Linked DNA regions of Homo sapiens: region 1 is linked to region 2. Evidence: chromatin loops called from intact Hi-C (ENCODE). Cell type or tissue: psoas muscle. All regions are shown on one strand. Links, peaks and the distances in the headings refer to the core of each region. The heading gives the core; the rest is flanking DNA.

The links. A loop is a pair of places that touch in the nucleus more often than their neighbours do. Peaks named below come from ENCODE experiments on the same cell type or tissue, not always from the same donor. Only the 100,000 strongest peaks of a DNase experiment are listed, where the experiment ranks them.
Region 1: it touches region 2 in a loop (2.0-fold over the local background); 2 of 110 quality-filtered maps call a loop at or near these places.

What each region holds. Positions count from the first base shown.
Region 1 is chr12:124,283,673-124,298,700 of GRCh38, reverse strand. All of the region lies in intron 3 of ZNF664-RFLNA (ZNF664-RFLNA readthrough), which reads right to left. It overlaps RFLNA (refilin A), which reads right to left and starts at 3,608. Exons shown (of 3, transcript NM_001365156.1): 1 at 3,065-3,608. The coding sequence starts at 3,271. In psoas muscle, for the core only: no CTCF peak of the experiment used is centred there; DNase peaks (open chromatin) are centred at 8,970 and 9,300; H3K4me3 peaks cover 611 bases; H3K27ac peaks cover 1,257 bases.
Region 2 is chr12:124,225,097-124,240,124 of GRCh38, reverse strand. The region is part of intron 3 of ZNF664-RFLNA (ZNF664-RFLNA readthrough); the gene reads right to left. Among named protein-coding and RNA genes, the nearest start is that of RFLNA, 62 kb to the left of the region's middle. In psoas muscle, for the core only: no CTCF peak of the experiment used is centred there; a DNase peak (open chromatin) is centred at 7,634; H3K27ac peaks cover 407 bases.

The DNA.
Region 1 (15,028 bases), core at 4,665-12,664, 58 kb before region 2:
GCTGCTGCCACACATAGTTCAGCTGGTGGCTGTGTCTCTTCCGCTAGGATGCCAGTTCATGAGGGCAGGGACCGTCAGCATCTTGTTCACTGCTGTGTCCTCCATGGCCCCAAACAGAGCGTGACACACAGTAGGTGCTCAGTAAGTACTGGGGGGACCAATGCCTGATTCCCAGCTCTTCGTCTGGCCTGGGAGTGATCGGGAATGTTCCCACCTTTGCTCCAAGAGTGAGCACAAAAAGCCCATGGTGAGTGGGGAGGGGGTTCATTCATATCCAGCCTGGCCCCCAGGGCCTTTGATGTCTTGGGGAGTGATCTTACAGCCAGCCGCTTCCCAGATACCCTGCCTTAGTGGGTGGGGGGCGTCCAGGAGGCAAGTCCAGCTTATTCAAACAAAGTGGGGGGGCCTCTTTAATGAAGTGAAGCGTAGGCAGGTTTAACATGCACGTCCGTCCAGCCTCCTAAAGTAGGTGACAAGGTGGTGAGGACCTCAGTGGCTTAGATTTGAGGGCGGGACTGCAGTCCATCCCAGCAGCTGAGGCATATGCCACCAACTTTTATCAGAAAGGTGGTGTCGTTCACTGGATAGTGGAACAAAGACACCCACCCTGCCAAACGCGGTCTGAACCTGAGGCCCACATGGAAACCCGGCACCGCTCACCCCATCCTCTTCCTCGGGTGTTGGAAACCCTCAGCCGCGAGGCGCAGCACAGGTTTCCGCCTCTTTGTCCTGAGACAGTATGGGGTGCCGATATTTGCACCTAAAAAGCACTCTCCCTGAGTCGTCAGTGAGCAGGGTGCGGTTAAACACCGCTCAGCAAAGTTTAGCGGGAGTTAACGGGGAGGTGGGGCGCCCTGTGGGGTGGGCGATGGGTGGGTGGGCATGGCCACAGCGGCAAGCCCCAAAGCTGAGAAGAGTGGGCGCCAGGCAATCCTTTCTCCCTTTTATTGAAAGCAGCCCTTCAAACCTGGTAGGTACACAGGCATTTTGTTTTCCAATAAAAAAAAAATCACAGGTAGTTAATTAGCTGCACAGTGAAAAGGGGGATAATATGAGGTTGAAGGGCAGACTCTGCAGTCAGACTCTCTGGGTCTAGCCCAGCACAGCCGCTTCCTGGCTGGGCAACTTTGGGCAGGTTGCTAACCTCCTCTGTGCCTTGGCTTCCGCCTCTGGAAAATGGGGCTAATTGGAGTGTAGGCTTCATGGGAATATAGTGAAAATTAAATGAATTGGTGTAAATAAAGAGCTTAGGACAGTTATCCTGGCACACGGTATGAGCTATCTAAATGCCAAGTATCATAACCCATGAGGAAACAGCCCCGGGCTTTGCTTTTAAGCCAAATTAGAAGATCAGGGCAACACAGTTTCATACCTGGCATCTAGTGAGCAGGAAGGGGAAAAAATAAAGTCAAGTAGAAGAGCCAAGACAAGTAAGCCAGCCATGCTATTCTTGCGGCAGCCACGGGCTGGCCCGGATGGCAGAGAACGCTTCCAGAAAACCCTCTGTAAGGAGGCTTCTGGGTCATGGAAGGAACCAAGGAGAAGGCGGATTCCAGGTCGTTTTTCTCCAAGCCCCACTGTGCAAGGCACCACGGGGATTCAGTCCCAAAGTGTGCAGCTCAAATGGGCGACAGTGCCAAGTCCCAGAGGCTCTGGCAGGAAAGCTGGCCCCCTTTAGACAGCAAGATCAGGTTCACTTCAAACAGCCCTGGTCACCTCTATCAACTCCTGGAAGTCCTCACTGCCCCTTCCACCCGCCAGGCTCCCATAAAGAGACCAAAGTTCAAATTTGCTGCATGATTTGGTCTAAGATAGTGACTCCCAGACTTTGCTGAACAGTACAATCACCCAGGGAGACTGAAACCCTCCTGATGCCGAGCTGCACCCCCTATCAATTCAGTGAGACTATCTGGGCGGTGAGTGTGGGTGGGTTTTAAAGATTCTCCAAGTGATTCCAATGGGCGACCAAGTTTGGGACCCACCAGGCTAAGAAACAAGCAAGGCACGAATGAAGGTCATATCCTGAGGCTTGAGGCCGGGGAGCCGCTCCTTTCCGCTGTGGGGAGGAGGATTTTCAGCGGCGGGGAGGCCTTTTTTGCCCTGTGAGTGCCAGGCAAGAATCCCCGGGGCCCCAGGAAAGGGGAGTGGAGCCAGCACACACGCCCCAGCAGTAAAGCTGTTAAGGTGGGCAGGGCGCAGCCAGAGAGCGGGCAGGGATGGGCAATCACTCATTTCAACTTGTCATTTCCTCAGGCTGCAAAGGCGCCCGCTCGGCCCATATGCTTCCCCGCCTGCCGGGGGGTGCCCAGTCTCAGGCAAGGCGCCAAGCTGGGTCCCCACCGGAGTCCACCCCCAGGCTGGACTTAGTCTGGCAGGAGACAAACTCCTGAGTTTCCTGACCCGAGGTTCCAGCCTCCCCCTCCCGCCTAAGCTCCACGTCAACATGCCTTAACATCCCGGGAAGGAAGGAATCCTGTCTGGGTTTGGTTATTTAAAAAAAAGAAAAGAAAAGAAAAGAAGAGAAGAGAAGAGAAGAGAAGAGAAGAGAAGAGAAGAGAAGAAGAGAGAGAGAGAGAGAAAGAAAGAAAGAAAGAAAGAAAGAAAGAAAGAAAGAAAGAAAGAAAGAAAAGGCTTTCACATTGGCAGCGCCCGGACAGTAAACAGGGCACCCGGAGCAGCAGAGGGGCCGGGTCCAGATGTCTGCAACATGCTGGGCCTCTGGGCGCAAGCCCACCTAGCCAACAGCCAACTTCTTTGGGAATTTCGGACCGTCCTTTACCCCGCCCCATGAGCCCCCCATTATTACTGACAATAGGAAGAATCACTCTGGAGGGAGGCCCACCGCCAGGGAGCCGTCTCCAGGTCCGGGGTCAGCCTGGATCACCTCCCCCTACACACCCTGGTCCCCACCTGAGAAGCGTGGCTGTCACTGGCCACCTTCGTGGTTGCGGGGCAGGTAGAGGAGGAGGCACGTCCTGCTGCTGCAGTGGCGCGCGTCTCTGGGGGCAGCCCTCACCCACCCGCCCACGCGGTCCCCCGTTTGGGAGAGAGAGCGCCTCCTTACCGCTCTGGCCTCGCTGGGTCCCGGGGGCTCCGAGGAGGCGCCGGCGCCCCCCGCGCGCGCGTCGAGGATGCCGGGCGCCAGGGAGTAGAAGGGCGGGCTGGGGCTGGGGCTGGGGGGCAGCCCGGAGTCGGGGCTGTCCAGCAAGCCCTCCCGGCCCTGCTCCTTCAGGCTGTCCTCCATGCCCTGCAGATGCAGGTGGCCCACCATGTCTGGGGGGCGCGGGGCGCGGGCCCCCCGCTCCTCCGGGGGCTTCTCCACCGCGCTCCGGGGCCCGGGGCAGGCGGCGGCGGGGCGAGAGCTGCGCGCCCGGGGACCTGCGGGCACCGCGAGAGGCGGCGATCAGGCCCGGCGCCCCCCGCGCCCCGGATCCCCGCGGGCCTGCAGCCTGCTCGCCGCCGTGGGCCGCGCTCCTGCCAGCGCCGCCGCCCTCCGCCCTCCGCCCTCCGCGGCTCCCGCCCGCCGGGCCCAGCCTCGCCTCTGCGCTGCGCTGCGATCCCGCAGGCCGGCCCAGCCCCGAGGCGCACGTTGCCGCCCGGCCCTCTCCGCACCTCCCCGGCCCGCGCCTCCTTTTCTAGGCGCCTCCTCCTCCCCCTTCCTCTCCCCGCCCCGGCCTGCGCGGTGGGCAACAGCCCCGGCCCGGCGCCTCCGCCGAGGCCCTCCCGCTCCTGGGCACTGCGCGCCCAGCCAGCAGCTGGAGTCCCACGAGGCGCGTGTGTCCCCCACTCCCGGAACAAGCACCACACTGGCGCACCGAGGGTGCCTTGTGGGGTCCCCAAGTCATCCCAAGACATACGAGTAATCATCATCATCCTATTTCGTGGTGCTCTTGGAGGTTTTCTCCATCTCATTTGAAGTCCCAATAAAAGCAGCTTGAGAAACTTTATTTTAGAGTTTTCTTTTTCTCTGTAACTTACAATCGATGGGGAGGAGGGCCACCACAGCCCTAGTACTGGCGTCTCGGTTACCCGCACACCCAGGGCCAGCTCTTTGGGCCTTAAGGGTGGAAAGCATTGGGTGGAACCTGTGGGTGGGGGCGGCGGGGGCGATGAGCAGCACTTCCGGGAATCCCCCGGCATCTGGCTGTTCCTGCATTTTTTCCAGGCAGGTCCTCGCTCATGAACAAGGGTCCTGCCGGTCTTTCCCTTCTTTTCCTTCCTCCCAAGAGAGAAGAACACGTGTTTCCCTTCCTTACTGTTTTCTTATCAGATGCCTGGCAAAGGATGTCTGCATTTCCAGCGCCCAGCCACACAGACGCCCCCCACCCCACTCCTGAGGATCCATCCTTCCATTCTGCAAGCGGGGCAGCTGGGGGTGTCCACGGACTGCTTTGAAAAGCAGGAATGTGGGAGAGGCTAATAGGGCGAAGAGAACAGAGGTAGACTCCAGGAGGGGTGAAAGTGTGCCCAGACACACTCACTTCCATTCAGCTTACAGCAGAAAGCCCAAGATCAGGGGCGGGAAGCCGGGTGTCAGAATCCGCTCTTTGGACACCCCCAAACTGAGGGCAGCACTTTGAAGATGTTCTCAGGCTCCCATTCCGCACCCAGCCTTGGCCGGACCTCAGAACGGGCAGGCGTAAGACAGCAGGCCCCTGCCCTGTGGAGGGCCCAGTCTGATGAGGGAGCCTGTCAATGCACCAGGAAGCTAAGGCTGTGAGTCTAAGGGAAGGAACTTAATGAGGTGCTGCAACCAAGAATAGTCAAAGGGACAACTTAAGGCTTTGGAGTGTTCAGGGAAGGCTTCTTGGAGGAGGCGATTTTCAAAGATAAGATCTGAATAGCCAAGCAGTGAGAATTAGCGCACCATGTGGAGGGAACAGCAGGGCGCAGGCCCTGCAGCAGCAGGAGTAAGGTGCATGCCGGACACTGACAGAGGGTGGGGCCGCTTCCTGAGAGCCCACAGGGTGACAGGCATGCACCTGTCACCAGGTGAATTTACAGCCCATTTCCATGTCGCCCAGGAAAGAACGCTGGAAGTCTGCTGCCCAAACAGACCCAACTAACCAGAGGTTTGAATATTTGGAACATTCTGGGAAAAAAACAATGGGACTACGGATTCCATTTGCTTCAATTCTTAGGCAAGCCAGGCCCTCTTCAGCCCTTGGGCCACTTGACCAGAATGACTGGCTGAACTACTGTCACTGACTAGGACGAAAGCGGTGGGGGGAGGGGGCATTCTTTCTGGAACACAGACACATGGAAATTCACATTTCCCAAATGCTCACCCACCCAGACCCAGTAGTCTTCTGCTTCCCTGGAGAAAGTCTTCGGCAAGAACTAATTTCTTCTTATCTCAGGGACTAATGACCCCTTGGCCACAATAGCTACCCAGGGCAGGGCAGGATGCGGGCAAGGTGGAGTCTCAGAATTGCAGGGTTCCTCTGTCTTTATTTGAAATGTTGATATTTTGAGGCCTGGTGCGGTGGCTCACGCCTGTAATCCCAGCACTTTGGGAAGCTGAGGCGGGTGGATCCCCTGAGGTCAGGAGTTTAAGACCAGCCTGGCCAACATGGTGAAATTCTGTCTCTACTAAAAATAACAAAAAAATTAGCCGGGCGTGGTGGCGGGCGCCTGTAATCCCAACTACTCAGGAGGCTGAGGCAGGAGAATTGCTTGAACTCAGGAGGTGGAGGTTGCAGTGAGCTGAGGTCATGCCACTGCACTCCAGCCTGGGCAACAGAGCAAGACTCTGTCTCAAAATAAGATAAAATGTTGATGTTTTGTTCATCTTGAACTGTTTGCATCCATTTTGACTTTTAAAACATTGCAGCGAAATACCATTTGTGGTGATTTCTGTGTTTGGGCGATGTCCTGAAAGTCCCTTGCCCCACTCTACTAATCCTGGCCCCCTTGTGCCATTCATCTTGATCTAGAAGCCCGCTTATCAAGAGTGCCTTCATGACTATGCCCACCTGGGTTCTGGAAGTTTCCCCTGAAACAGGCTGCCCTGTGTGGATAACCGTCAGAGATATGTGCACACCAGACAGCAGGCAGAACATGAGTGCACTACAAAGGTCAAAGCCCCAGAGAGCAGCCCACACTGATGGCCCCAGTGACCATGACCTCTGACCTATTCAGATCCGCTGCTGTGGGCTGGGGACCGCCCCTCAATTGAAAGCCGGTACTGTGGAAGCTTCTATTTCTCACAGCACCAGATGGTCTGCAAATGTCAAAGAGGGGAGGAAAAGACGAAATTTCCATAAATTCATCTGAGCCAGGGGCTAGCCAGTGGGCAGGGCAGGAGGCTCTTGTGGCCAGTCTCAGAAGGAAAAGGGACTTGAAATGTGAGGCCTGAGGAGCAGAAAAGGGGGTCTTTCAAGATCGGGGTGTCTGCTCCAGGCCCAGCGCTGTAGGAAGGGCAGAGGGAAGAAGGTACTAGGTCTACGGAGGCCCTTATGCTGTGCTAAGGGATTGGGGCTTTATCTGCCAGGGATGGGAGAATCTGCAGAGGTTTTGAAGCAGGTAAAGAATGATCTGATCCAAATCGCTTCCAAAGTTCCTCACATATACACACATATGCACATAAACAAAGTTGGATGAAAGAAAGGAGAGTTTGGAGGCAGAGAAAAATTGGGCAGAGAAAGTAGATATTTAATAGAAAAGAGGTATTGGGGTATCCCTGACAAGGGGTCGTAAAGAGCGGGTCCCGTGTTGGAGAGAAGGGGAGAAGGGTGTATGCATATGTATGCACCATACACCCCTGGGAAGGAAGACCTTCCTCCACAAGCTTCTGAAGTCACTGGCTTTTCAGAGCACATGTTGGGGAAGAAAGAAAAGTGACCTGGGGTAACCCCAAGCCCCAGCCCAGGGCTCCCCAAGCACTCCCCATATCAGGGGGATTTTCCCAGAATGCTTTGTGTGGGGGAAGCTCAACTCTGCGAGGAAGGCCAGAGGGAAGGGTGTTGAGGAAAAAAAAAAAGGCTTTTTCACGGAGAGCCATTTGCCACTTGTTCCAAGCAGCATTGAAGGAAGGCTCCTAGAAGTAGGGCTGCGCATTCCTGGGCAGCTTACAGAGCTCTGCACACGCACCATCGTGCACTTGAACCCTGGCTGCATATTATTTCCATTTTGAAATAAAGCAGGCCAGGAACGGTGGCTCATGCCTGTAATCCCAGCACTTTGGGAGGCCAAGGTGCGTGGATCAACTGAGGTCAGGAGTTTGAGACCAGCCTGACCAACATGGTGAAACCCCGTCTCTACTAAAAATACTTAAAAATTAGCCAGGTGTGGTGGTGCACACCTGTAATCCCAGCTACACAGGAGGCTGAGGCAGGAGAATCCCTTGAACCTGGGAGGCAGAGGCTGCAGTGAGCCAAGATCATGCCACTGCACTCCAGCCTGGGCAATAGAGTGAGACTCCAACTCAAAAAAATAAATTAATAAAATAAAAGATAAATCATAAATAAATAAAGCAGATGGAGCCATGGAGACTCAGAGAGGTTAAGTGACTGCCTGAGGTCACACAGCCTATCCTAAGTAGAAAGCCAAACTGGAGGCTGCTAGGGTGGATGTGGGGGAAGGCTGTCAGTGGGTCCCAGTGGACCGTGACATGGAGGCAGGAGGACTGAGGTCGTCATGCCTGACAACTGCAAGGCTTTTCTGTGACCTGCAGAGAGAGCCCTGAAACAAGGCCATCTGAGCGCATTGGAGGCCGCTCGCCTTCCAAGGAGGCTTACAGACAAGGAAGGGGTCTCCTTGCCATGTGCACGCTCGGCTGCCTGGGTTTGAACCCTGGCCCTACCATGTCCCGGCTGTGTGATCTGGGCAATTGGCCTGCCCTTTCTGTGCCTCAGTGTCCCCATCCATAAAGCAGGGATGATAATAAAGGTAGTGAATGAAGATTAAATATAAGCATATTAGGGGTATGCTTCCAGGCACGCCAGGCACAAGCCTCAGCATGGTGCCAGGGAAATTTTCGCAGGCTCAGCTGGGCCCTGCTCTCATCACCACACCTCATGCCTCTCTGTGTGAAATCACCAAGATAATCAATACATTTAGACACACACACACTTATGCATGCACATAAACACATATGCACATACACACAAGCACACATATGCACACACATATACATGTACACACATAAACATGTATATACACATAAACACAAATATACACACATACACACAGATGCATACACAATACACATGTGTACACACAAGCACACACATAACACAAATACATATATACACATACACATGTATGCACATACACACATGTACCTACATATACACAGGTAAACACATATGCACACATATACACAAACACACAAATACACACATACACATATGCACACACATATGCAAATGCACATACATGGACACACAAATATACACACTAACACATGCACATACATACATATACACACATGTACCCACACACGTATACACGCATGTCTACACATCTACACACATACACACACACATATGCATATACACTTTTGAGAAGAAGAAAAGACGAGAGAACTGCGGTGTCAGCGAAATCTTTGTCTTTCCTAGGGAGAGCCCCGGGCTCTTGCCTATTTTTAGGGAATGCAGAAGTAACACTGAACATCCCTGAGGGTTTGAAAGTAGCCACAGAAGAAGTTGAAGTGGAGGAGTTCAAAGGGGCGGCGAGAACAGAGGCAAGAAGAGTGGCTTCTTGATCACACGCTCCTTACAGGCCCTGTCTGAGCTGTCCAGCCGGGCATGTGGTCAAATGTTTCAGAGTGAAGGTCCCGGTGACTGTACAACCGTGAGACCTGGGACTCTGCATCCTCAGCAGGCCAGGTCCTAGTGCCTGGCCCAGGGATGCCTCCCTGCCCCGGGGAGTCGCATGTTCCCCGGTGGCCTGTCTCACCCGAGGGACTTTTCCGCAGTGCCCTTGCTCAGTCCCCAGCTGTACCACAGATGTCCACGCCTGGACAGAGCTCCAGCAGTGACTCACCTCTTCATTTTTAGCCCGTGTCCTCTCGGAGCCTGCAGCCCGCCTTTGCTGGGCAGCTGTCTGGGGGTCAGGGCCCATGCCCTGGGTGTCCACTCATAAAACCAGCTCTTGACCACCTGCCCTACTAAGACAGGGAAGCGGGGACAAAATGAATTCAAAGTGCCTTTGACCTGGGCATACGTTCTGCTGCCATTTGTATGTGCGTGTCCAGGACAGCCTCCAGATTCCCAGTGCTTTCAGTGAGTAATGAAAGCTGTTCTAACGGTCTGCCACCCAGCGTCCTGGCTTGGCTTTCCCGCAGCCCCTCCCGTTCCCACTCCACAGTGGGGCTGCTGGACTCACCTCACAGCTCCGGGCAAAGACGCCTACGGCTGAGAGGCTTCTTCCCGGCTGGAAACTTGCCGCTTCACACCTTCCGGCTGTAAGGAGCTTTTAGCTGAAAAGGCCTTTTCTGCCAGCTTCTCCCAAGCTTGAGTAAACAAAAAACCTATTTATGTCTTCAGAGCACTTAATTAAGCCAGGGCAGGGATAAAATCAGAGACTGAGTGTAGTGAAAACACACTCCGTAAAGTCAGAAGAAGGTCGCTCCCGGCCAGGCTTGGCCAAGAGCCAGCTGTGTGTTCTTGGGGGAAGCTGGGTCCCCCTGAATTTTTGCAAGAATAATGTAATGAAAACCCAAGTACCATTTGGGTTTGTTGGGTGTTGACATATCGGATCTCTCTCTCTCTCTCTCTCTCTCTCTCTCTCTCTCTCTCGTATGTGTGTGTGTACTGTTTATTTTGTTTTGTGTTTTGCTAAACTATGTAAAAATTGGTGGTAAACATCATGCCCCTTTGCCCCAAAACTCTTCAACGGCACCTCCTAAGAAGAAAGATGATATGGAACCACAATACCGCGATCATACTGAGGGAATTTAACGTTGATACAATTATATAACCTATATTCCATATCAAAATGTCCCCAATTTTCCCAACAATGTCCTTTAAAGCTGTTTTCTTTCTCAACCCAGGGCTCAAACACACGTTGCATTTCACTTGATCTTAGCCAAAAGGCAGAGAAGCGATCACACACATTGCATTTCGTTGTCACTATTAGGAGACAATTCTTCATGAGTCTCCCGTGTTTATTCCCATCTTGCAAACAGAGGCCTTGGCCGCCCTTCATTCTGGGCTATCATTTCAATAACGTTTGTAGGGAGAACAGTTTTGAAAGGTAGAGATAGCGTCTCTCTTCAAATCAAAGGATAGGCATGCTTCCTGTCCACTGTAATAAAAATAATGGTTCCCTCTGGAGAAAAGTTCAGGCAGGCTTATTACCCACTGTGAAAGATTCGGGTTCCCTACACTCTGGATTTCTCCCCTGTCGTGCAAACAGCTGCATGTGCAAGGGTCACCTGGGCCCCTTCTAGTGGCCCTGTGGAAACCAGAGCTGGGGAACTGGCTCAAGAACATGCTGACCCCCTGGCTTCTGTGATTATTGTGAGTAATAACATCCTTTGTCTCTGACCCAGGAGTCTTGTGTCTTCTGCTTGAGTCTGTGAGACTGTGGCACAGCCATGTCTTCCCTGGCCAGCAGGGTGAAATCCCAGTTCTGTGTAGTAACATCTCTTTAATTCTTCGACCCTAACAGACCCCAAGCCTATTTTGCCTTTCCTGACATGGCTAGTTTTAACGAGTTTGGGCCAGTTGTAGAGCATCCCATGATCTGGATTTGTCTGATTGCTGTCTCAGGATTCGATGTAGGATAAACAATTTTGCAGGAATTTTTCAGGGTCCATGTTGCGCCATCAACTTCAGGAGGCACATCCCGTCAGCTTGTCCCACTGTTGGTCATGCTAGGGATGATCACTGGGTGGAGGTGGTATCCACCTCATTTCTTCGTGCTCAAGGTAGCTTTCCCTTTGTGATTTATCAGGAAGCTCTGGGGAGATATTTTGACATCTTGGGGATATCCTGCTCCCTGACAAGGCTTAAACTCCACAAACCCCAGCTGATGCATTGGTAAAGAGCTTTGTGCTAGACGATAGCCCCAGATACTATGACTATTATGTTTTCCTTTTGCAACAGAGAACGCATAGTCTGCAGAGACTAAACTATTTGCAATCTTGCCTTGTATAGAAAAAGTTGGCCGACCCCTGCAATAGTGGGTAGCGGGTGGTATAGGGTGAGTAGCGGGTGGTATAGGGTGAGTCTAGAGTTACCTTCAAGAAATCCCCTTCAATACACCCACCTTTCTACACCACTTTCTTTATCGTTTTTCAGCTTTTTAGGGGTTCACAATTCTCTTGCTCCCAAGTTGTAGAATGCTTAAAGTGAAACACATATACCTTTCTGGATAACACAATAGTGCGTGACACTCGTGGAAATGGCGCCCGTGCACAGCAGATGAAAAGTGTGAGCACTGCCCCCTCTGCATGCCTCTCACTCGGCGAATCTGTGCAAAGCAAATGTTTTGAGATCTTCTAAATGTGGCACACCATCCAGATTGCTTTCCAGTTATTTTGTCTGACTAGAAACTGTGATGTCACATAAATTGGTGACTGTGTCTGCCTGAATCCATAATGCCAAAACATCATTTGTTGATTTAGCAGGTTTGGGGATAAACAAGTTGTTATATTGAAAAAAAAAAAAAAAAAAAAAAAAAAAGGAGGGCTCCAAAAAGTGCTGTGGTTTTTCAAGAGCCATCATGGCAAAAACAAAACAAAACTCATTAATGGAACAGTCGTTTTGAACTACAGCTGAGTAAATTACCAGAAGGACATCTGTGCACATTAAAAGTAATATAGGATGTTCTGATGCTCACTTGAGTCATGCAAAAAAATGTTTAAAAATTTAAAAAAGTATATATAGCATGAAGTTCAGCCAGGTAAGAGCCAAGTGGCTGAAAGGCATTCAGGAGAGAGAGTGAGTCCTTCCCAGCTGATGAAAATGCAGAGATGGCAAGGAGGAAGCACAGTTTCCAGGGGCCCACTGGCCCCCGAAATGCCACAGGGTGAGTACGCCAGAGAGCGTGGCAAACGCACACCATTTCCATTCATTCCTCAAGGAAGACGCAAGTCCAGGCAAATATTCTGGTTGTGTGGTTTTTCAGCTGAAAGTGAAGACAAAGGGCATTGAGCAGGAATTAATGCAAGGCTCCAGGCTCCTGGCACGCTGCCCGGAGCTCCAGAAAGGGCAGAGTCTGGGGACCAGGCCCAGCCGGAGGGCAGGGTCCTGGAGTGGCCAGGGCTCAGTGATGCTCCTGGTGCAGTCCTGAGATGCTAAAGGAGGGGAGGGGAAGGGGGCTGTCTGTCATCCCTTCAATCAGCAGTGATGAGTAAGCACCTACTGTGTGCCGGTCAATGGGGGACAGAGCCAGGGACTAGTCATACTTGGTCCTCATTCTTGGGGGACATCCAGTCTGGGGTGGGGATTGGGGGAAGAAAATAATTAAATGAGGTAATTTCAGAGAGTTATAAATACTATAAAAATAAAATGGGTGATGGGGCAGAGAAAGACCCGTGGAGCGGCTTTCCACGGCAGAGGCCGGGCCACAAATATCCTTCAGAAGTGGCTTTTGAACCGAGAGCCTGGTGGGGAAAAGGGGCCGGCTCTGCAAAGAGCCTGAGAAAGGGTGTCCTGGCAGAGAAACAGAGGTGCAAAGGCCCTGAGGCTTCCTCTGTTCCTGCAAAGGCTCTGAGGCTAGCACACTCTGGAGGCATCTGTGTCCCAGGAAGAAGGTGAAGAGAGGCTTGGGGAGATGGGTGGGGAAAAAGAAGCACAGAAAGGCAAGAGAAATGGGTATGGGAGGGCGAGGAGACCAACCGTGGAGAACCAGAGGGAACTGAGGAAGAGAGTTCATGGAGGGCACCAGGGAAGAACTCCCAGACACATCCTTGTGTGTCTGGACAAAGGGGGGTGCAGGCGCATGGGGAGCAGCCCGCAAGGCCTCTGCTTCTCAGTGGTTCCTGCTCGTCTCCACATGCCTGGGCCTGGTGTCTTTGCTAGCTTTGTGTGTGCTTAGTTCTTATGTCCCCAATTGGATTATCAACTCCTCAAAGGCAGAAAGCACGCCTTATGCTTTTTTTCTTTCTGGACGGCACATCACACCATGCTTTTGCACATGGGGGATCATTAACTATATTGTCTGGATAAGTAGATGGATGGACGGATGGATGGATGGATGGATGGATGGATGGATGGATGGATGGATGGATGAATGGGTGGACTGAAGGATGAATGGACGGATAGATGGATGGATGGATGGAAGGATGGATGGATGGACATGGATGCTCATGTAACTTGACATTTCTGACACTCAGGCTGTTCTGAACCAAGGAAGACCAACTTGGTCAACAGAATCTAGGAGGTTTAGTAAGAAAAAGGATTATTGCTATGTAGGGAAAAACATGAGTGCCTGTGTGTTTTTTATTTTTTTATTTTTATGAAATGTCTGTGTTGTCCCCCTTCCCCAAATTTATATGTTGAAATCTCAATGACTAATATGATGGTCTTAGGAGGTAGGGCCTTTGGAAGCTGATTAGGTCATGAGGGTGGAGCCCCCATGAATGGGATTAGTGCCCTTATGAGACATGAGAGCTTCCTGTCACTCTCTACTTTGCATCATATGTGGATACAGTGAGAAGGAGGCTGCCTACAAGCCAAGAAGCAAGTCCTCACCAAGCACTAGCTCTGCCAGCACCTTGATCTTGGGCATCCCCACCCCCAGAAATATGAGAAATACATGTTTGTTGTTTAAGCCACTCAGTCTATTGTCATTTGTTCCAGCAGCCTGAACTGCCTTAGCCAGGTATATCAATGTAGAGATGAACTAGAACAGGGAGGTGATACCAAAGAGAGAAAGAAAAAGTAGCAAATGTGGCAAGATCACTAATGTTCACTGGTTTTCAAGTTCTTCTCTTCCTCCAGGAAACCACACTGTACTAAATTCCCCAGGCTTCTGTGTGGTTAGGTGCGGCCATGTGATTGAATTCTGAACACTACAATGTGAGTGGAATGGATGTGCACTACTACCAGACCCATAGAAACCACCCTCGCATTCCTTCTTCATCCACTGGCTGAATAAAGAGGACTCCGAGGGTATCAAGGAGGGTGGAGCCACAAGATGGAGGGAGCCTGGGTGCGTGAATGACTGTGTGGAGCAGAACCCTCGGGCTGACAGCTGAGCCTTAAGCCACTGAGATGCAGGGGTTGTTTGTTACAGTAGCTGCTGTCACTTATCCTGACCAATATAGAAGAGATAAAGAAGGTGAGAAGAAGGGGCTCTTTCTTCATGCAGAAGATTCTAGAAGAAGGGGACCTCAGCTCAGTGGAGTCTAGATGCCAACTGCTGGCAACAGGACAGGGACATGAAAGAATTCTCTCAGTGACATCAGTCTGGTAGACAAATCCATTAATGGAAGAACAGGAGGGCTTTATTTTTTCCAAGGGTTATAGGTACCAGAAAAAGGGCACCTGAAGCCAAGCTACTTGACATGGAGTCATAGCTCACATATTGTTAAAAGGAGAGAGAAAAAAGAGGTTTCGTTGGAACTTCATCTTGAAAAATAAATCTAAAATGATAAAAATGCAATAAGCTAATTTTATCTTAATTTAACAAGGCTTGGGAACTCTGCTGTAATTCTTAGAGCAGAAAAATGACAATGATTTTTTTTCTTTTACTTTCCGTATTTTTTCCCAGCAAGACTTTCTAAGGGCACAATTGACATTCTTCCCTTCACATTTGACTTTTTTTTGCAGCTCTTTGGTTCAGAATTAATCTTTTTTTTTTTTAAATGTTCAAGGGCTTAATCATCATTTCCATGAGCTTCTTTTAATCCTTTGAAATTCAAATCATTATCTTTCATGAGTTCAGACCCAGGCCAGCTTTAATATTGCCGGGTGAATTTTGGATCATGGTCATGCCCCATCACCAACTTCACACACAGACGGGGTCCGAAGTGTGTCCCTTTCTTTGTTCCCTCAAGGACATGCCAAGGGGGACCTCTGGAATCGCCACTTCCTGCCCAAGGGACTTAAAGAAGCAGTGTCTTGCAAGGGGA
Region 2 (15,028 bases), core at 3,873-11,872:
AAGAATGATGTTTATTTCTCCCATGTTTCCTTGTTGAGCGCTCAGCACATAAAAAATACTTTTAAAATGTTGATGGACTGAATGGATGGGTGAGCTGCTTTGTCTCTTGCAGAAGGAAAGTTGTGCCAGCCTGTCCAATCAGGGTGCCTGCTGGACCCAGGCTCCCTGGCTAGGGCCATGGCGGCATAGCTCCTGCCGAGGGCAAGATCTGACAACATGCTCATGAGAAGGGATTAGCAGTCCAGGAGATTCTGTCGCCATAATCTGATTCTCAGGATTTCAGATAAGGAATACAGAGAGAGTTGGCTCATCATAACTGAAGCGGAAACCTGGACACGGAGAAGGCAGAGAGTGCTGGGACCATCAGGCGCGGGGCTGTGAGAAGCTTTGTGTGAACATTATGAGTACAAGAAACAGTGGGGAAAAGAAAAAGTCATCAGAGAAGGGGGTGAGGTGGGTGAAGCTGTACAAGGATGGAGTGGCAGAGGCCAGGACAGAGAGTGGCCAGCCCCCCATGCTGGCATGGGACAGATGACCCAGCGTTGCTGAGATCACAAGACACTGATTGCTAGAGCCTGCATTGGTTGTCAGCATCTCCCAGGTCCCCAACTCCCGCACAGGCCCGGGATGCCTGGAGTCCCCTGTTCCCGGGTCCTGTGAGAGTCATCTCACTTTGATTTTCCAACGCAACATTTGGTAGGACAGTTGTTGGTTGGGAAACTTCTTTCACTTCTAGATGGCTCATGGATCTGGGTCTGGAGATGCTGGGATCTGCTGACGGGCCCTGAAATCTTTCTTCCTCCTTCCCTTTCAGAAACAACTCTCAAGAAACCAACTTGCTTGGCTCAGTCTCCCCGAAATCCTGTGGCCTGCAGCCTTTGGAACTGGGTTTATTTATTCATTTGAATTGGATCCTGGCATTTCTTTGTGTTTGTTCTCTCCATAAAGACCTTTTTATTTGGGTCCTGGAGAGCTGTTTACTGCTTAGCTCATGTGACATGAAGATTGTGAGGACCTGGAGGCCTTAACTCCTGTTACTCCCCAGCGAACTCTGCCCTCCAGGGAAACAGGTGGGGCTCCATCCAGATAAGAACAGCCTTTCCAAACAGGAACGACCTCACTCCCCAAACGCAAAGAGCTTAGAGATTAAAAATGCAGGCAACCTCCTACCCACTCATCCCAGGAAGGTGCAGAGTCCTAGGGACCCACTGGGAGAGGGCTGGATTGCTGTAATTAAAAGTACTTTTAAATGAGCATTTTGAAGTTTTCTTGTTCTTGGTTTAAAAAAATTAAAAAGCTAAGAAGGCTGAAACTGGGTAAAGGGGCTTTAGGCGTGGTGAGATGAAGATCCCGGTGAATTTTGGAGAGTGCTGTCAGTCCCGGGCTGTGGGCAGAGGCTGGCTTGACCAGGGGTCCTGAAAGGAGTGGACGGGTCAAAAGCAGACAAAGGAAACGTGGGTCACTCGCATGAGTTGCAAAGGGAAGGAGAGAAATCGAACAGTCCGTCATCAGACAAGTCCAAGGAAAGAGATGTTTTACTTCAAGAACTGGGAAGAACCAAGCATCTTTGAAGATGGAAGGGTTTTGTAGGGAAAGAGGGGAAGATGTTTTGGAGGAGGGTTGAGAAAGCAAGCAAAACTTGGAGGTAAATGAAAAAGGGTCAGACTCAAGAGCGGATGGAAGGGTGGGAGTAGAGATGAAAAATAATATTTGATTTATTGACTGAAGGGTTTTGATGCCGTGGGCAGGGCAGCGAGCGTTTTGCAGGTAATACTCCTCATAGCATCCCCCTGACATAGACAATACTATAGTACCCATTTTCCAGGCTCTCTCACCTGTTACAGGCATTCTCCTCTCCTCGAGGAGAACGAGGCTTACAGAGGTGGGACCTGTCTGTGGCCACACTGGGCAGATGCAGAATAGGATCTCATGAGGTGTCCATCAGAGGAGAACAGCTCATCCTCTGAGGGTGGAGGAAGGATGTCCTGGAGTGGCAATGTCCAATAGAAATAGAATTTGAGGCCAGGCACGGTGGCTCACGCCTGTAATCCCAGCCCTTTGGGAGGCCGAGCCAGGCAGATCCCCTGAGGTCAGGAGTTCGAGATCAGCCTGGCCAACATGGTGAAACCCTGTCTCTGCTAAAAATTAGCTGGGCGTGATAGCACACGCATGTAGTCCCAGCTACTCGGGAGCCTGAGGCAGGAGAATCGCTTGAACCCAGGGGCCGGAGGTTGCAGTGAGCTGAGGTTGCACCACTGCACTCCAGCCTGGGCGGCAGATCGAGACTCCATCTCAAAAAAAAAAAAAGGCCAGGCCCAGTGGCTCACACCTGTGATCCCAGCACTTTGGGAGGCCGAGGCGGGTGGATCACCTGAGGTCAGGAGTTTGAGACCAGCAAGGCTAACGTGGCGAAACTCCGTCTCTGCTAAAAATATAAAAATTACTCGGGAGGCCGAGGCAGGAGAATCGCTTGAACCCGGGAGGCAGAGGTTGCAGTGAGCCGAGATGGTGCCATTGCACGCCAGCCTGGGCGACAGAGCAAGACTCCATCTCAAAAAAAAGAAATGGAATTTGAGCCACAAGTGCAAACTGTGTGTGTATTTTGAATTTCCTAGTGGCCACACTAACAAGGGTGAAAAGAAACAGGTGAACAGGTGAAATTAATTTTCATAATGTAATTTACTTAGCCCAGTATATCTGAAATATTATCATTTCAACACGTGATCAGTATATACAAATTATTAAGGTGATATTTTGCATGATTTTTCCATACTAAGCCTTTGGAATTCGGTGTGTATTTCACATGTGTGGCGTATCTCCATGTGATCCATCTCCACCCGAAGGGAGAAAGCACTCAGTAGCCCCACAGGGCTGGTGGCTGCCATATTGGTAGGCAGAGAACTAGAGAATGACTCCTTCAGGAACTACTAAGCCATATCTTGGGGTCATAAAATGAGGAATCTTCAGGTTGGCTTCAGGCCCAAGACTTGTTACATATTTTTTAAAATAAACTTTTTAATTTGAAATAATTTTAGATTTACAAAACCATTGTATTCTTATGTATCTCAAACTCTAGAATCTTCCTGCGGCAGCTCAGGGTACATCAGCTGGTCCACAGAGTCTGGCATATTCAGGGCATAGGACTTTTGGGGTTTTGAGAAGTCAGACCAAGGCTGACCCAATTACTTGGGTGATCAGAGTCAGAATTCCCCAGAAATTACTCAGGGTATTGAGACTCTGTGGAATGTTCCAGAGTCCATGATAACAGAGGGAGCTGTAAAATATCTAAGTTATGATTCGGTTTTCTAATTACACCCAACTTCCTCTCTGGGTGAGCAACAGCTTCTCAGCTAACATTTACTCCCAAGGTGGTGGCCGGGGAGTGGGCACAGGACAGGAGACACCAGAACAATTGAGCGGTGTCAACAGCCGCTCTGGCCAGAAGTATCTGTCAGCTCCCGACTGACTGCAGCCACCCTGTCCAATAGAAACAGAATTCAAGCTGCATATGTAGTTTTAAATTTTCTATTGGCCACATGAAAAAATAAAAAGAAGTAGGTGAAGATAATTTTAATAACATATATTCCTTAACCCAGCACATCTAAAATATTACCATTTCAACAGGCCAACAATATTAAAAAATACGAATGAGATAGTTTACATTATTTTTTGGTACCAAGTCTTCGAAATCCAATGTGCATTTTATACTTATTTGTATGTCAATTTGCATGTTATATGTTAATGGAAAATTTGTAAAGTTATGTACATTTCATCAGTTATTTAAAAACTGTAAATTCCATAAAAGACTCCGTTCACAGTTGAAAAGCTAGATTCACCTTCTAAAGTTGTTTCAAACATACTTCAAAAGTTTCCTAACAACTGAATCAAGTATCAGTTTTTGAATTTAGGTTGATTAAAATTAAATTAAACTAAAAATCCAGTTTCTCAGTTGCATTGGCCACATTTCAGGGTTCAGTAGCCACATGTGGCCAGCAGCTACCATATTGGACAACAGCCGTTAACACACTGGGCACCTCCTGTTAACACTGGATTTCTTTTTTCAGCTCCAGCTCTGTCTCCTTGCCTTTAGCTTGTCCAAGTAAATCTTCAGACTTGGTTTTCTCATCATCAATTTGTCCTCGCTTTGCACTTTTCACCCAGCGAGGGCTTTGCCAATATGGTTGGCTTATGCCAAGGACTTCCGCTTCTGAGATGGAGACTTGTCTGGGGCATGGCTTGCCTTTGTTTTTCTAGATCCCCATCAACATCGGTCCTTGTGGAAACTACTCAAGGGGCTGTGGTGTAATTTGCAGGTCCTCTGCCCTTAGGAGGAGCACAGAAGTTGATGACGGAAATTGTTCTCTATGGTGCTGTCCTGATTTTTTTTTCCTATCCCCTCCTGAGCATTTGAACTGTAAGCCACCATTTCCAGGGCGATGCTGTGGGTGTGTTTATCTTGGCGTCTCAGGGAGGGGAGCCCTCCCAGCCTTGGTCATGTGGCTGTCAGCACAACACACCTGTTTTCTGTTTCTGGTGGTTGATGGGGACTCACTCACTGAATTTTGGGTCTTCCTTAAGTGCTTAAATTAGAGTAAGCAAATAAATAACAGGGGAAAGGGAGTTTTAGAAATTGTATGTACAAACCACTAAAATTTACTATACAACTTCCTCAGCCACAGATATTTTTCTAGGGAATTTGAACAGAGCCATAAGAAGTTTCTCTTCCTGGCAGGAGACGACCCTGATCTGTTTTCAGCCTAGGGGGCGTTGCACAAGAGTGTTGGTGCTATGACAAGATAGCGGTTCCCAATGTTCTTAAGGAGTTTTTCATCTGGAACCACTTGTGGCACCCTTAGGGTATTTCAAGCATTGAGGCATTCTAAAGATGGCTCATTTGTGGATGGTAGTCCTGATGGTGGTGATGATGGTAATGATGGTGGTGATGACAGTGATGACAGTGATGACAGTGTGATGACAGTGATGACCCTGATGATGGTGATGGTGGTGGTGATGGTGATGGTGATGATGGAGGTGATGGTGGTGATGGTGGTGGTGATGGTGATGGTGATGGTGATGATGGTGGTGGTGATGGTGATGGTGATGGTGGTGGTTATGGTGATGGTGATAATGATGGTGGTGGTGATGATGATTATGGTGGTAATGGTGATGATGGAGGTGATGGTGGTGATGGTGGTGGTGGTGGTGACAATTGGATTAACTGGAACCCAGACCTACCAGAGGACTGCATGGAAAAATGCTTTAGCAATTCATGTCATCTTTCTGGACCTCGGATTTCTTCATGAGTATGACAAGGCCTCTCCCCAGATATTCTCTAGGGTCCTTAACATTTTATTATCCTCAAACTGCAATGCTGTCATGGTGATGGTGATCATGGCAATGATGACAATATTAAGAATTAAAGTGATGCAGAAGGACCATCAGGCATGATAATTCGCCAAAAAAAATCTCTAATGATGTTAATTTTTGACTTTATAATTTATGTTGTGGCTCTTGATCAAACCTGTTCATGTTTTCCCTGTATAAAACTCATAGGTGAAACTTCTCTTTCCTTTTTAACTGTGAAGAATCACAAGTGGTGGTATTGCATGTTAGTTCCTTTTTCAAAAACCCACAGGGTTTATGTATTCATTTGGCAAGCATTTAGTGAACACTCACTGTGCCAGCCACTATTTTACACCCTGAGGGTACAGCTCTTGAGCAGACAGGCTGCGGGCTTGTATTCACATCAGGGAAGACAGAAATAAAGAAGCTGATCAACAAACCAGATCACTTCAGATAGTGAGAAGTGCTGCAAGAGAAATTAAACAGAGTAAAGTAATAGAAAGTAACCATGGCACTTTAGTAGATCAAGTAGGCAGGGAAGGTCTTTTGTATGTTTAAAATGCAAAGGGAACATTGAGAAAGATCCAGCCATGAGAAAGCAAGGGAGAGCACTTCTGGCCTGGGGGATGGTTAGCACAGAGGCCCTACGGACATGCCAGGGCACCCGGTCTTCTGTCCTCTCTTGTCTAGTGGGCCACTTTTGTTAAGCTGGCCTGGTGATTTAGGCAAGTGTTTAGTGGTCCACTGTAGATAACAACTGGGGCTTAGTTGCTTCTTCTTGCTGGTGGTGGCAGCAATGACAATAGTGATGAGAGCTCCCTGAGGTGCTGGTGATGAGTTCCCTGCGATGTGCGCTGTCCGTGGGGACAGGTCATGTCTTTCACTTGCCTATCTCCAACTCAGCGTTTAGCTCAGGAAATGCTTGCGGAATTGGAGGTAGATACCGTAATTAAGGAATTAACTGGAAACCAGAGCTACCAGAGGACTGCGTGGGAAACCAGACATAGGTCTAGAGCCCAAGTTAAAGAAGAAAATTAAAGTCTGACCAGACAGAAAAAGAGAGGGAGAAACTGGGTATTTATGCCGCCAATGTACCCAACCACAATCCTCCCAGAACCAGGAAAGGATATGAACACAGTGAATTCCAGCTCATGGAGTCATCAGTGCAGTATCTCAAAGTGATAAAGTGATCAGGCAAACAGCCAGGCACACAATTGAAAGGCTGGAAATTTTCTGTGGTTACCAAAGGCCCTCCCAATGGAATTTCTGTTTAGTTTCTTGGGATTTGCCAAGTATTTTCCGGTACTTTAGTTATTTGCATATTACCTTCCATATTTTTGCTCTGTCAACGTCACTGATATAATACCTATTACCAATCATGTACCATATATAACAGATCAGCACACTTTTTCTGTACAGGGTCAGATGGTCCATATTTCAGGTTTTGTGGGCCAGACAATCTCTGATGCAACTACTCATCTCTGCATTAAAGCAGCCATAGTAATATAATATGCAAATGACAGGCGTGGCTGTGTGTTGATAAAGCTTTATTGACAAAAACATGCTATACACTAGATTTAGCCCAGGGCCATAGTTTGCCAACCTCACCCATACTATTACCTACAAAATATATTAAGGACTCACTGTAAAAAAATATATACAATAAATTAATTTAATGGAAAACTTCCTATCACTCCCCAAAATGGAAAACCAGGAGGCCCTGCCATGAATAAACAACTCCAAAGGTAAATTCTATGAAAACAAAACACGGTTATTAAATTCCAACTAGAAGGATGAACAGCCTGAGGCTTAACTTTTCTTGTTTAGAAAAAAAAAGGAAAACTTAGGAAGTCCTCAGAGGCATTAAAGACTCATTAGCACCAGGCTAAGTCTTTCTCTTTGCAATAATCAGCAGGATTAAAACAAATTGGAAGGGAATGGCTTCTCCACGAGGTGGCTTGATCTCGTTTAAGTACATTCCATTTTCCAAGTGAAGTCATCTTGCTGCCCCTACAGCGGTGCCTGTTTCTGAGAAGCCCTCTGACATAGACAGGAGGCAGCCCCCCTAAACCACACAAGGAGGTGAAGGCTGATCACCTGCCAAGAGGCAGGGCAGCCCTAGGAGGACGGCCCCCACCCCCACGTCCGCCCTAGGCAGTGTGCCTGGGGCTTAGACAGCTGCCCTCGCTGATCCCATAGGGAGGAAACTAAACCCTCCTGCTGAATTACTGCTGGTGACAGGCTATGATGTGAGCCCTCGCTGGAAGGATGACCCAGGACGCGTGCCCACCCTGGCACCTGGATGATTATAAAAAGCCAAATCTGACTCACTCTGCTCCGGCCCGCCCGGCAGCATACACTGGACTGCACTGGTGAGCCCTCTATCTGCTTGTCCCCTGATCTGTCAGGGGCCCCAGGTGGGAGGTGGGTAACCAAGCAGCAGGGGTTGTAAAGCCTGAGCCCTGGGGGACCCAGATGATCCCAGGGAAGGAGGGGCCAGGGTTTCCCTAGGCAGCGCTGGTGCTCCTAAGCTTCATCCGATGGAAGATAATAAACCAGGGCTGAAAGGCAAACAAGGCTAGGCCGCAAAGTAGAAGGTGTGTTAGCTCAAGAATTATCAGCCACTATTACCGTGAGTGAGTTAAACACTTGATTCAAAGAGCAAACTCAGGTGCTCAGCTCACGCACACTGTGCAAACAGGCGGGGCACAGGTGGAGGGCCCAGGAGACACGTGGGCACCAGGCCTCCAACGCACCCCATCCGGAGCCGGAGAGGCCCCTGGAAGGTTTGTGAAGCTCATAAAACCCAAAATTGAAGATTTCATGGGGCTCCAGGGCGAGGGTGCAGCCTCAGGAGCTCTGAGACTCCTACAGAGTCCCTCTGCCTGCTCAGGAATCTTGTGCCTCTCAAGCTAGTTCATCCCACGGGGAAAGCAGGAGACAGAGGACAGCAGAAGCCGTCAATGTCACGCACTCATCCCCTGGGCACTCAGGGCCAGAAGTGCCAGGGACTCTGTGCCTGCTCCCCTCAGGAGGAGCCTTGAGTGGCGACCAACTGAAGTTGATCCCTTAGGGAAGCAACTCCAAGGTGCGTTCCTCCCGTCTTCCAGGGTTCCTTACTGGGATGGAGCCTCGGTGGCCCAGTAGTAACCAGCTCCCTGACGCATGCTTTCTTTCCTGCCTGACTCCCCGCTGCTTCTCTCTGGGAGGTTCCTGGAATCACATCCCAAAATACTCCTCGCACTCAAATCCTCAGCTCACAATCTGCCTCTGGGGGAATCCAGCCCAAGCCTGGGTGTTTCACAAGTAAACACAAAAATATCCCGAGACAGCAGTCGACCAGGTCTGTTGCTAGCTCACCCAGTGCATTTGCACAAGTGAAAAGAGGGCATCCCTTACTCTGGTGGACCCAGAGCACATGTTAGAGTGCAGAGCTTAGGGAGTAGAGCATGGATGCTTTCAGCTCCCATCGCTCTCCTCAGCTGGAACACCCTTGGACAGTGAACAACCTGCCCAACCATACACGACATCTCTACATTCTTAAGCTAGGTGAAGAGCTCATTTTCTGGAAGAACCAGAAGAAGTGATTTTGAGAGAAATTAAAAATAATTAGAAAGAACCCATTGTGTTGGATTGAAATCAGAGTAATTGGTATTAACTCATGGTAACACATATACACACACGTATACACACGCAGATGGATAGATGTATAAATAAATGCAAATGTGTGCATGCATGAATTAGTGTACATATATATATTTGCTGGCTCCAACACACCCAGAAGCAATGACATCCCAACAGTGAAGAGCACCCTTGCACTCAGATCTTGGTTCCTATGCACCATTCTCCAACCAAGCAACCAGTGAACACTTGGAGAAAGGGCTACTTTCAGGACTGGGATGGGGAAAACAAAGATGATCCCATACTGTTGGAAAGTAAGGATGTACTAAAAATAATGATAGCATCACATCAAAAGGGCATTGCGGCAAACTACAAGAAGCACCCAAAGCCCAAATCTGAGAATATTCAAGCCAAGAAAAACAAATAATGATAGTAACGGGTATTGCCCACAGAATAAAATATGTATCCATGAGTCCATACTGCTATGAATAAATGATTGATCTAATAAATAGGATGGGGAGAACACACAGCTCTTCCTGATGGTAGAGTTCTAATGAATGAGTGTGTAGGAGAGATGATGAAATAGAAAGTCACCATTAAGCAAATATGGCAGTCTTAATTACTGCAGGCAGGAATCAATGATGCATGCTAAAACCATCAAGTAAAAATATGAAGAGAAAGGGGACATTTGGAAGTTCTCAAGTATCTCCCCATAAGATACTTATTAAATACACAGAGAGAAACCTGGCAGATGCCACCTTAACAAAGGTCAATGTCTCCAGTGAAAAGGTGATAAGGTTAACATCACCCCTGGTAAGATGGATTGAGGACATGACATCACTTCCGTGGTATTCTTGTATAACCTCAATGTAATCATGAAAAAACATCTGACACAACCAAATTGAGGGACATTTTACATAATTGGCCAGTATTGTTCAAAAGTGTCAAGGTCATGAAAGATACAGAAAGACTGACCATTGGCTGATCTAGGTTGGTCTTGCTGGGACAACTGGGGCCACTCAGCATTGCTCCATGTGTCCCTTACCCTCCAGCAGACCAGCCCACAGACATTCTCAAGAGTGTAGCAGAGGGCAAGAGACCAAGCAGAAACATGCAAGGCCTCTTGAGACTCAGATGTGGAACTGACCCAGCCACTTCTGCCTCATTCTGTTGGTCAAATCCAGTCACATGGCTGAGCCCAGGGCCAGCATAGAGGGTGCTGCAAAGTTAATGCAGGAATCAAAACTACAGGGAGTTATCACTGCACACCCCATAGAATGACTAAGTTTAAAAAGACTGACAATAACAAGTGTTAGCAAGGATGTGGAGCAAGTGGAACTTGCACATACTGCAGACAGGAATGCAAAATGATAGAGCTTTGGAACATAGTCTAGCAGAATTTATAATTAAACATAAACTTACCATGCAACCCAGCAATTGCTCAACTCAGTGTTTACCCCAGAGAAATGAGCTACATCTGCACAAAGACCAATATGCAAATGTCTATAGCACTGGGCTATCTTTTCACAATCACCCCAATAAAAACAACTCAGATGTCCATCAATGGGTGAGTGCATAAGCAAACTGTAGTCTATCCACCCTACAGAATCCTGCTCAGCAACAAAAAAGAGTGAATTACTGATGCACATACAATGTGAATGAGTGTAAAAGCATTATGGAAGTGAAAGGAGCTAAACTCAAGAGGAGACATTTATAGAAAATGCTACAAAAGGCAAAGTTATAGCAACAGAAAGGTTTGTGATTGCCTGGAGCTGGGGGTGAGGGTGAGGTTTGATTGCCAGGGGGCACAGGGAAGTTTTGGGGATCTTCTAAGTGCTCTAGATCTCATCTGTGGGGGCCGTTACATGACTGTATACAATCACCAAAATCCATCAAACTTAAATAAAGCTCAATAAAGCTGGGAAAAGTAAGTTACGTGGCAAAGGGTGTGGCTAGAAAAAGGGGGTGAAGAATTGGGGGCATTTAGGCTCTGTCAGAGGGGACACAGAACCCCACCAAGATCTCCCTAAGAGCCGTGAGTGCATGGGCCCCAGGACAGAAAGTGTTTGAGAAAGGTGGGGTAAGACCCCAGCCAGAGCCTGCCTCTCAGAAATGCATTCCGGGGTCCCATAGGTGACGTGGCCAGGGCTGGGAGGGCTGAATGGGGCTCTGAGCTCAGGGGAGGACAACGTAGGGGCTGCAGGATTACCTGGAAATCCAACGTGATGAGGTCAGAGGGTTCCTGGTCTCAGCCTGTCTCCAAAATCAGGACAAATGGCGTGTGAGCCTGCACAAACCCATTCCAGCCCCCTGCCCTGACAGATGAAAATAAATAAAACCCTCTGGGTGTCCAGACGCCTGCCAAGGGTCCTCCCATTCACCTCGTCACCCAGACTTGAAACCTCCAACGCCTCACTCACTTTTGGCGCCAACTTCCAATTAAGCCCAGAGGTCTTAGGGACCTGCCTTTGAAGTGTGTTCACACGCCTTTTTCTCTTTTGATTCTGCGCCACCCCTCACCACGGTGCCATCTGACTGCAGCTGTGATGGTGGCCTCCCTGCCTCAGGAGCCGCTCACGGCCTTGGACCCGTGGGTCCCAGGCATAGTGACACAAAGAGCCCTGTCTCCCGGCCTCCCCCCCGTAGGACACCCAGTGCCACCCCACTTTGCTTGGGCAGGAGTCCAGGCTCACCCTATCCTCCACTTCGAAATGCCCCATCCCTCTCAATGCCTTGGCTGCCAAACACACCTACCTCATGCTTTGCTTCGTGATGATGATGAAATATTTCAGGCGTTCAAGAAATACATGCATCACCACCCCCGGGGACCTGCCACCCGTGCTTACGAAGTAAATGATTCCACGATGTGTGTGACCCCTGGGGTGCCCTTCGCAGGGGGCATCCCCAGCCTATCCCAGCCCACCCCCACACAGCGGGAGTGGCAGCAGCCACCACCCCGGACTTGGTGTTGTCGGTCCCTCGAGTGTCTTGAGCCTGTCACCACCCATGCAGTGCGTCTGCTGTGGTGCATGGTTTCAAGCCTGGCCTCTGTGGTTGGATGTCACGTGGGTCTGTCTGTGTTTGGCTTCCCCTAAAGCAGATCTGGAGAAGGTTTGGTGCAGAGTCTCCGTGGGAGGTGAGCCTGGGAGCCCAGTGACGCAGGGAACAGAAGGGAGAAGAGGCAACAAAGGGGAGCTGGTGAGGCGGCTGTGGGCAGGGGCCAGCCTTCGGGGCTCAGAGAGTGTTGGACACAACTCAGCCTTGTCCCCACCAGAGGCCGGGGAAGCTGGAGTCTATGGCCTCTCCTTCATGCTTCGGTGTTCTGATACCTCCCGTCCATCACGTTGGTCAAGCACTGCTTGTGTGGGCAGAGGAATTCTTCAGGGAGGGCGACACAGGTGCCTGGAGTGGAAAGCAGCCATTGTGTGCAGGAACCAGGGGCTTGGGTGGGCTGGGGAGGTGTGGGGTGTGGCGGCAGCAACCCCTGCTACCGTATTCTTTTGCAACTTGCTTTTTCCTCTCAATGCTGTGCTTTTTCCTCTCAATGCTGTTTTGTGAAATATGTCCATGTTGACTGAGAGGTAGCTCTAGAGTTCTTTTTTTTAGATTTTGGAAAATTTATTTCTATGTGGCAAGATAGACTAAATACACTTTTCCATTGGGGCATCTGGGACAATCACAGTGGTGCAGTCACCTCTATCTAGTTCCAGAATGTTCTCATCACCCCCAAAGGAAACCTCCTACCCACTAAGTAATTACTCCTCATTCCTTCCCTTCCCCCAGCCTCTGGCGAACCTCCATCTGCTTTCTGTCTCTATAGATCTATCGACATTCTGGCTGTAGCCACATTTTGGATATTTGGTATAAATGGAATTACACACCACACAACCTTGTGTGTCTGGCTTCATTCACTCAGCGTCATATTTTCAAGGTTCATCCACATGGTAGCATGGGTTGGAGCTCATTCCTCTTTATGGCTGAATCATATCCCAGTGTACACACACACATGCACACACGCAAGCATGCACCACATTTTGTCCGCCCATTCATCTGGGGAAGGACATTTCGGTGGTCTCCACCTTTCGGCTACTGTGAATAGTGCCACTGTGAACATTCGTGCACACATTCTGGTGAGAACACTGTCTTCCATTCTTCCAGATATAGACCCAAGTGGAATTTCTGGGTCCTAGGGTAATTCCGTGTTTAACTGATTGAGGAAGCTCTGGGCTGTTTTCTGCAGCAGCTGCACCATCCTACACTCCCAGCGGCAATGTATGTGGGCTTCGATGTCTCCACCTCCTCGCCAGCACTGGTTATTCTCTGCTTTTTTGATTCTGGCCATCCTCGTGGGTGTGAGGGTTACTGTTCCTTTGGACTGATCCACTACACCAGGCGCTCAGGCCTCTGTTCATCACACGCAGGTGTTTCTCACTTCTGGTTGTCACCCACCACGGAGTCATGAATGCTCTTGTATGTGACCACTTGGCGTGTGTTACTTGACTTTGGATTTTTCTCTATCCCACTCCCATTTGGAAATATCTTTTCTGCCTTCTTCCCGTCCTTCCTGCCTAAAAGTCTTAGCTCAAGCCACAGCCTCTAGCACCTATCGCCGAGACCCAGGTCGTCCAGTTTGACAGCCCCTAAACTCCCGAGGCTGCTGTGCACGAAAAACAGGGCTAGTCCAGGTTGAGATGTGCCGGAAGCATCAAACACACCCTGGATTTCAAAGATGTAAAATACGGAGAGATTGTGAAACAAGCTCATAAATAACATTCTACACTGATTACATGTTGAAAACGTGTTAAATATATTGGGTTAAATAAAATATTGGTTAAAATTAATTTTACCTGTTTCTGTTTTTTTGTTGTTTTTTTGTTTTCGTTTTTTTTCTTGGTGGGGTAGAGCTTCTCCTAGTGATTAGAGCCACTCTGTCTTCAGAAGAATCCCAGTACAGGAAATCTGTTTCTTTTTAAAACATGTGGCTACTAGGAAATTTAAAATTATATCTGTAGCTTGCATTTGTGGCTCACATTTCTAGTGGACGGTGCTGGTCAAGATTTTATTTCCAGAGGACGGTGCTGGTCTAGATTTTATTTCCAGTGGACAGTGCTGGTGTAGACTTTATTTCCAGTGGACGGTGCTGGTCTAGATTTTATTTCTAGAGGATTGTGCTGGCCTAGGTTTTATTTCTAGAGGAGGGTGCTGGTCTAGATTGTATTTCTAGAGGATGCTGGTCTAGATTGTATTTCTAGAGGAGGGTGCTGTTCTAGATTGTATTTCTAGAGGAGGGTGCTGGTCTAGATTTTATTTCCAGTGGACAGTGCTATTCTAGGTCATTCATTTGCCTCATCACGTGTTTCTCCAGACAGTTTATTTCCATGTCTCCATCTCAATTGTAAACTTCTTGCAGGACAAGCCATGTCCCATACATCTTTCTTTCCGCCAGCCCAGGGTGGCTTTAAAGAAACTTAGGCAGAGTGATCTTTCCAAAAGTGGGTTCAATAAAGTGAATGCCCTCCCACCCCCAGCTCCAGTCTCCCTTAACCCCTTTTGATGATTTCCTGTTGGCTTTAGAATAAAGCAAAACTTTTCAACGTGGCTGCAAGGGCCTGTGGGGTCTGGCCCCTACCCACCTCTCCACACTCCTGTCCCTTTCTGGGCCCAGACAACCTTGCCTTCTTTCCTGCATGCTCCTGCTGCAGGGCCTTTGCACATGCCATTTTCTGTTAGGGATGCCTGTTCTGTCCTGCATCACCTGGAAAGTTCTGTGCATTCTTTGGATGTGAGCTTAGACAGACCACTCCAACCAAGACTCACAGGTGGCTCCTCACACCCAAGCCATGGCAAACCCCGCAAAGCATCTCTTTGAGCTCATTTGTGAGCCCCCTGGGAAACCCTGGTCCTGTTCACCATTCAATTAACGATCCTGCAGCATGCTCATCGCACACTAGCTGGGAGAAGGTCTGTGAACCAGGGATTCTATACCTGGGTCTCCAGTGTCTCTGAAATATAATTTCCATCCAAGAATAACATTGGTAATAAGATGCCTCGTGTCCGTTTTATG